Regions from separate parts of the Homo sapiens genome. Here region 2 is linked to region 1. A link is a loop called in an ENCODE intact Hi-C map of the cell type or tissue named here. Cell type or tissue: A673. All regions are shown on one strand. Each heading gives the region's core, and the rest is flanking DNA. Links, peaks and the distances in the headings are about the cores only. Region 1 has its middle 78 kb from the start of TUNAR. Region 2 has its middle 70 kb from the start of TCL1A.

The links. Peaks named below come from ENCODE experiments on the same cell type or tissue, not always from the same donor. Only the 100,000 strongest peaks of a DNase experiment are listed, where the experiment ranks them.
Region 2: it touches region 1 in a loop (2.3-fold over the local background); 2 of 110 quality-filtered maps call a loop at or near these places.

The regions. Positions count from the first base shown.
Region 1 is chr14:95,953,297-95,956,216 of GRCh38, reverse strand. No RefSeq gene overlaps it. Among named protein-coding and RNA genes, the nearest start is that of TUNAR, 78 kb to the right of the region's middle. In A673, for the core only: no CTCF peak of the experiment used is centred there; no DNase peak of the experiment used is centred there.
Region 2 is chr14:95,783,039-95,785,958 of GRCh38, reverse strand. No RefSeq gene overlaps it. Among named protein-coding and RNA genes, the nearest start is that of TCL1A, 70 kb to the right of the region's middle. In A673, for the core only: no CTCF peak of the experiment used is centred there; a DNase peak (open chromatin) is centred at 1,608; H3K27me3 peaks cover 554 bases.

The DNA.
Region 1 (2,920 bases), core at 185-2,684:
TACGCAGACAAGGTCCTTTGCTACTTTGCTACCTGTCAATGAAAGAGTTAACTAAAAAAACGTAGGAAGCAGGAATATATATGGATTACAAAGACAGCAAAACAATGTTGACACATTGATAATGATCAGCAGAGGCCCTGGAGAGATATGACTGGTTGCTGGGTTAAGATAAAAGAATTTATATTTTTATGTGATGCTGATGTAAAAAGAAAGAATATAAAATAATATTGTTTGACCAGTATTTAAATGCACCTTTAAAGCATTTTCTGATAAAATATCTTGAATATGGAATACACAATACATCCAGTAATGCCTTCTTTGGGTCTGAGGTCACCAGGCAGGACAGATGGTAGAGATAAGCCAGGCACTGGAGCCACAGAGACCTAGGGTGGGTGCTGGCTCCACTGTGGAATCTGCATAGGTGGTTGTCATTACCTGCCCTTGATGCATCCCAATCTGGTGGTTGATGGTCTCACTGCCCTCAGCAAGCTTCTTTCCTCCTCCTCATTGATTCTTTTCCTAACCAGCAACAGGAATTGAGCACCCAATGCTGACACTCTCGTATTTGAGCATCTACTCTTTCTCACATGCTTCTGAGCACTGACACACAAAGGTGACTGAGACCAACTATATCAGTTCTGGAGTTTCAACTATGAGTGACAGGTAACTCAGTCCTGACTGGCTGACGCTGGAAATGCACTTCTTAGCAGTGTCAGAAACTCAGAGGGCAAATGAAGGACCCAGAGGCTCTATGGTGCCAACAAGGATGCAGGTTCTCCCATCCTGTCCTCTGGCATCCACAATGCTGGACACACACTGGGGCTGGATTCCCTCATGGTCAAGGAGCCATTGGGCCAATGTGGAGAGAAGAGAGTTCCTCATTCGTGGCCAGTTGAGAAAAAAGAGTTCTTCCTCACTAACTCTACAGAAAAAGCCCAATCTTCCTTCTGACTGGAGCAGCTCTTGTGCCTGTATTGCCCCTGACCAACAGCATCTCCAGGGCACCACCACACACTGACTGGCTTAGCCCTGGGCTCAAGACCAGTCACTGCCCAAGGGGATGAGGTTGCCACAATAGCTTGGACTAACACGTCCCAATCCCCAGACTGGAGTCTGTTTCTCAGGTCTCATTCTGCTGTATAGCGGGAGGCATGGGGAATCGCAGTGGGTATTTGGCAGTCAGCCAGTGTCCACCACACAGACTCTGTCCTCAAAGGTACACAGTGTGGTGGTGGGAGTAAAAAAGTCACTGTAATACAGGAGCTGATGGAGAGCCACAGAGGGCCTGCCTCTGGGGCACAGAGGAATGACAGCTTGCTCAGCCTGGGGTCCTAAAAATGCCTGGGAGTCCCCAGCTAATTGCAGAACTAGGGAGGGGAGGGTAGAAAGGCATTCCTAGGAGGGACGAGTCCCCCTAGAGGGCCACCTTGTGTGTGACTAGCTGAGCAGTGGGTGGTGCTAGAGCAAAGGGCGGGGTAGAAGCAAAGACCACATTCATGGAATGACCCCAACCTTGGTGCCCTGCTATTCAGGTTAAGCAGCTTTTGTGAGCAAAGTAGAGCCATGGTGGTCTTCAATAGTAACCAAATACAGTCAGATTAGCGTGTTACAAAACCACACTTCCTATCTGGAGTCTGAAGATCCTTATTTGACCATCTAGGAAGGAGTCTCTTCAACATAGCTGAAGGATCCTCTCTTCTGACTCTATCATCCTTCAGTTTGTCAACCCTTGCCCGTTTCCACCAAGTAGCTGGTTTGTGCGGAAGGCCCAGGGGCCTTGTCTGTGATTCACTCACCTGATTCTGCAAATCTGATATAAGCTTTCTGCTGTGAAGCCTTACTGAGCAGCATGCTCCCCCGCCATGGGGAAGTGACAGACAGTGGCTGATGTGTGCATGCAAAGGTGTTGCCCAGAGTGTAGGCTGGAGGGAAGATGAATAGAATCCACGTTTGTTTTGTGTTTGAGGGTAGGAAAGCTCATTTTAAACCAACAATGAGTCATAATATTTATTTTCTCTTCTGGATCGAACTAAAGGAAGCAAGTCTGAAATCTCACTGGTGATCCCTACTTGCTTAAATGGGTCCTCTTGGGCTTTGGGGGCCACTGAACAATAGTTGTGACACAGTGATGCATAGTGTTCTTCTTGTTTCTTTAAAAATGTCTCTGCCTCTCTAAGTCTCTGTCCCTCTAACTATCTCCTCCTCTTCTCTCTCTCTCTCTCTCTCTCTATTGGGACAGTATTTCATGCAGGTATCCTACAAATATCTATGCCAGGCATTATTAAAGATTCAGAGAATATGAATTAGTAATTCTCAGGTTTATTGAGGAGACAATTTATTATAGTTGGGAAGAAAGCAGCAATAACACACAGAAGGTTTGCTCATGTGAAATGGTGATACCAGCTCTAAGCTGCAGGCACTTTCTCCACCATTGACAAGGTGGTCTTCCCAGGGGAGGTGTTCCTTGGCCTGGGCCTATGGGGATGTGCCTGGGAGGATTTGGATTTACAGATAAGTTAAACCCGTGTACGCTAAGCATCTCCTCTGTGCTTGGCCCTGGACTGGGTTGTGGGGACACAGATGAGTTATGTCCAGCCCCTTCCTCCAAGGAGCCCAGAGTCCAGGCAGCGTGGCAGCATCCCAGGTGCAGCACGCAGTGTGAATCATGAGATCCTGCCTGCCTGAGTACCTGGGCTTAGCTTGGTGCTGGAAAATACCCTCTGATCTCTGGGCCTGTGTCCTCACCTGTAAGGGGACAGGCTAGACTTCACCACCTCTCAGGCCCTCCTGGATCTCATACCTTTGAATCTTTGTATTGTGTTTTCTGGAACCAGAAGCAATAGTCGCTGTCCTTGGTACTGACTGGTAAAGGAGTGCTGAAATCAGGATGGGGGTTTCTGGGAATTTGGAAGCCCCAACA
Region 2 (2,920 bases), core at 305-2,804, 170 kb after region 1:
TGTGGTCCATGGAACAGCAGTATTGGCCCTCCTTGTTAGGCAAGCAGAATCTCAGGACACATCCTGAGCAACTACTGATTGAGAGTCCGCATTTTAACAAGATCCCAGGTGATGTGTACCGTCATCCCTCGGTATCCACAAGGGATTGGTTCCAGGACCCTAGAGCATATCGAAATCCACAAATGCTCAAGCACTTTATATAAAATGGTATAGTATTTGCATACAGCCTATGCACATCCTCCAGTATACTTTAAATCGTCTCTAGATTGCTTATCAGACCTACCTGATACAATGCAAATGCTATGTAAATAGTTGTTCTACTGTGTTGGTTTTACATTTGTATCATTTGTATTGTTATGTTGTTACTTTTGTTGTTTTTTAAAATATTTTCGGTTTGCTGTTGGTTGAAATCACACATATGAACTCATAGATACAGAGGGCCAACTCTTCATGCATGAAAGCTTGGGAAGGTCTGGATTAGAAGACCATGCACTGCAGGGGTCCAGGCTGGAGATGGTGACAACCCCACTCAAAGCAGAGAGTGGGGTTTCAGAATAGAAGGAGACATATGGAAGAAGAATTGACATGATATAATGGCGGGGCTTGGTGTGGAGTTTGGGAAAGAGAAATTGAAAACAAGAACATATTTCTTATTTGGCCCTTGGGGGAAGATAGTGTCTCTGTCTGCAGGTTAGTAGGGAAAGGCTGATGAGTTATTTTCTTTAACTCAGCTATTTTTGCACAGCATCTTATACCAATAATTAGCTTGCAACTTTTGTGTCTTATTTAGTAAGAAGCATCTACCCAAACATGCTCACTCTGGTGTAGATAGAAAAGGGCATTTTTTCATTGCAAGTTTTCACATTCGGAAACAGGCTTGTTATAGTTGGGTGCTTGCTCTTGGTCACGTACCTAGGAACTGGTGGAATGAAGCCTGAACTCAGACCTTCTTACTTCAGATCCTGTGCTCTTTTCCAAGCCTGGCAGTATTTCTTTTGTTTTGTTATTTTGTGTCCCATTGATCTCTGTTGTTGTTATTGTCCATTCACTGCTTAGTGTCCAACTAAGTCAACATAATTGATCCCTCATGGAATGCTTTTATAGAATCTCCTTTATTAATCACTGGTCCTTTAAAAAATCACTGCATATAATAGGCACACAATCAACACATAACATCTCTGGTCACCAGAACATGTGAGATTTTTCCCACACTGACCTCACAAGACTGCCCTGACTTGAGATTCCACTCTTAAGTCCAGGCCTCCAGTATTTCTGGCCAACCGGCTATAAATCGGGGATTCCCACGATCCCCTCCTCAGGTTTGAACATATGAGCATATGATGGGAATTGAGGGGAGAGGAGGGTGGAGAGGCAGGGAGGTAGTCTATTTTGGGGGTCTCCGATGCCTTGGGAGAGGTTTGGACCTTGTCAAGGGCATAAGACTACTAAATCTGTGCCTTTAAAAGATTACTGTAGCAAAAAGATAGAAGAACAATTACATCAGGGCTAGAAAAACATTTTAAAAACTTGGCTGAAGAAAAAGTCCATGACAGAAATGAAGTCAGCTGAACCAATGCTCCTGGCATAAAGAACAAAAGCAGTGGTGATCAAACTTTCAGGACCACGGACAGATCTCCTCTCAGTCCAATCCCCTTTTGCCAGAATATTGTATAAATATCTTGTCCAACTATTTTTAAGATAGCCACCATTTACTGAGGGCTAGGATCCTTGCATACATTATGTCTTTAATCCAAATAACAACCTTGAAAGGCAATGATTATTGGCCCCATCCTCCTGGGGAGCAAAAATTGAATCTCACTGAGGAATCCCTTATCAAGAGCACACAGCAGACCAACACAGCAACTTCATTTTGCTATACTGACCATTACATCAAGCTACCACCACTAAACATGCTCTAATTTTGAAGTGGCAATTAATTCATTTTTCCATTTTAGTTAATTAAAAGCACAGATCCAGCCAGGAATTTTAATTGGTCATCCAGAACTGCCATGTAGTACTGCTTGTACTTCTAGCCCCAACCAAAGGGATTTGGCATCCTTGTTCACTGTGCTGAATATTGTGAGTAACTGCAAGGATATCTATGTGGGTTTTTTTTTTAAATATTGGAATGGTTTCTAACACCCTTCAATCCTCCTTCAAGGATGCCTAGGGATGTGGGGAGCCAGAACATGGAAAGGTGAAGAAGGCAGAGCCTGGGAACCCTGGCACCCTTGTTAAGGTTTATAAATGGGTCTTCTCCAGGAAGCTGAGAAAATACTCAGCCCTACCAGCTCCTTTCTCCATCTTGGGAACATTTCCTTTCATTTTCACAGAGTCAGGCTTGTGATTATTTTCAGTTCCAATATGAGTTTGTCACTGTGTGGAGTGGAAATGAGGTGGATGTCAAATAAATACCTGATAGAGTTTCTGCCTCACAAACTGGGGAGTGTTCAGAGAACCTTCAACATCAATGAGAATTCTATTACAGTATTTTCTGGGCTGCTGTTTATTTCTTTAGTCAGAGGGTCCGAATTCAGGGCCTCACTACCTCCCCCGGGAAGCTGTCTCTAATTTCTCCCCCTTTGATGTGTTGTGCATACAGCATTTGATTAGTCTTTGGTAGAGCAACTCTATCTAATAAAGTTACTCATCTGCTCCAAGATTCTCAATGGTTCCCTATTGCCTTCCAGTATAGCTCATAATCCTTAGCTGGCTATTGAGGGCCCTTCACAATTTAGCCATAACCTATCATTCTAACCTCATATCCTGCTGCATCTCTCCACAAACATCATGGTCCAGTCACATGAGTTTAATTTCTATTCCACAAATTCATAGCTCAGGATGTGCAAATTGCCTTATCAGTTTCTTGGCACATAGGCCACCCCAATGTAATAAGAGGCTTCCTCAAAAACACCATTGA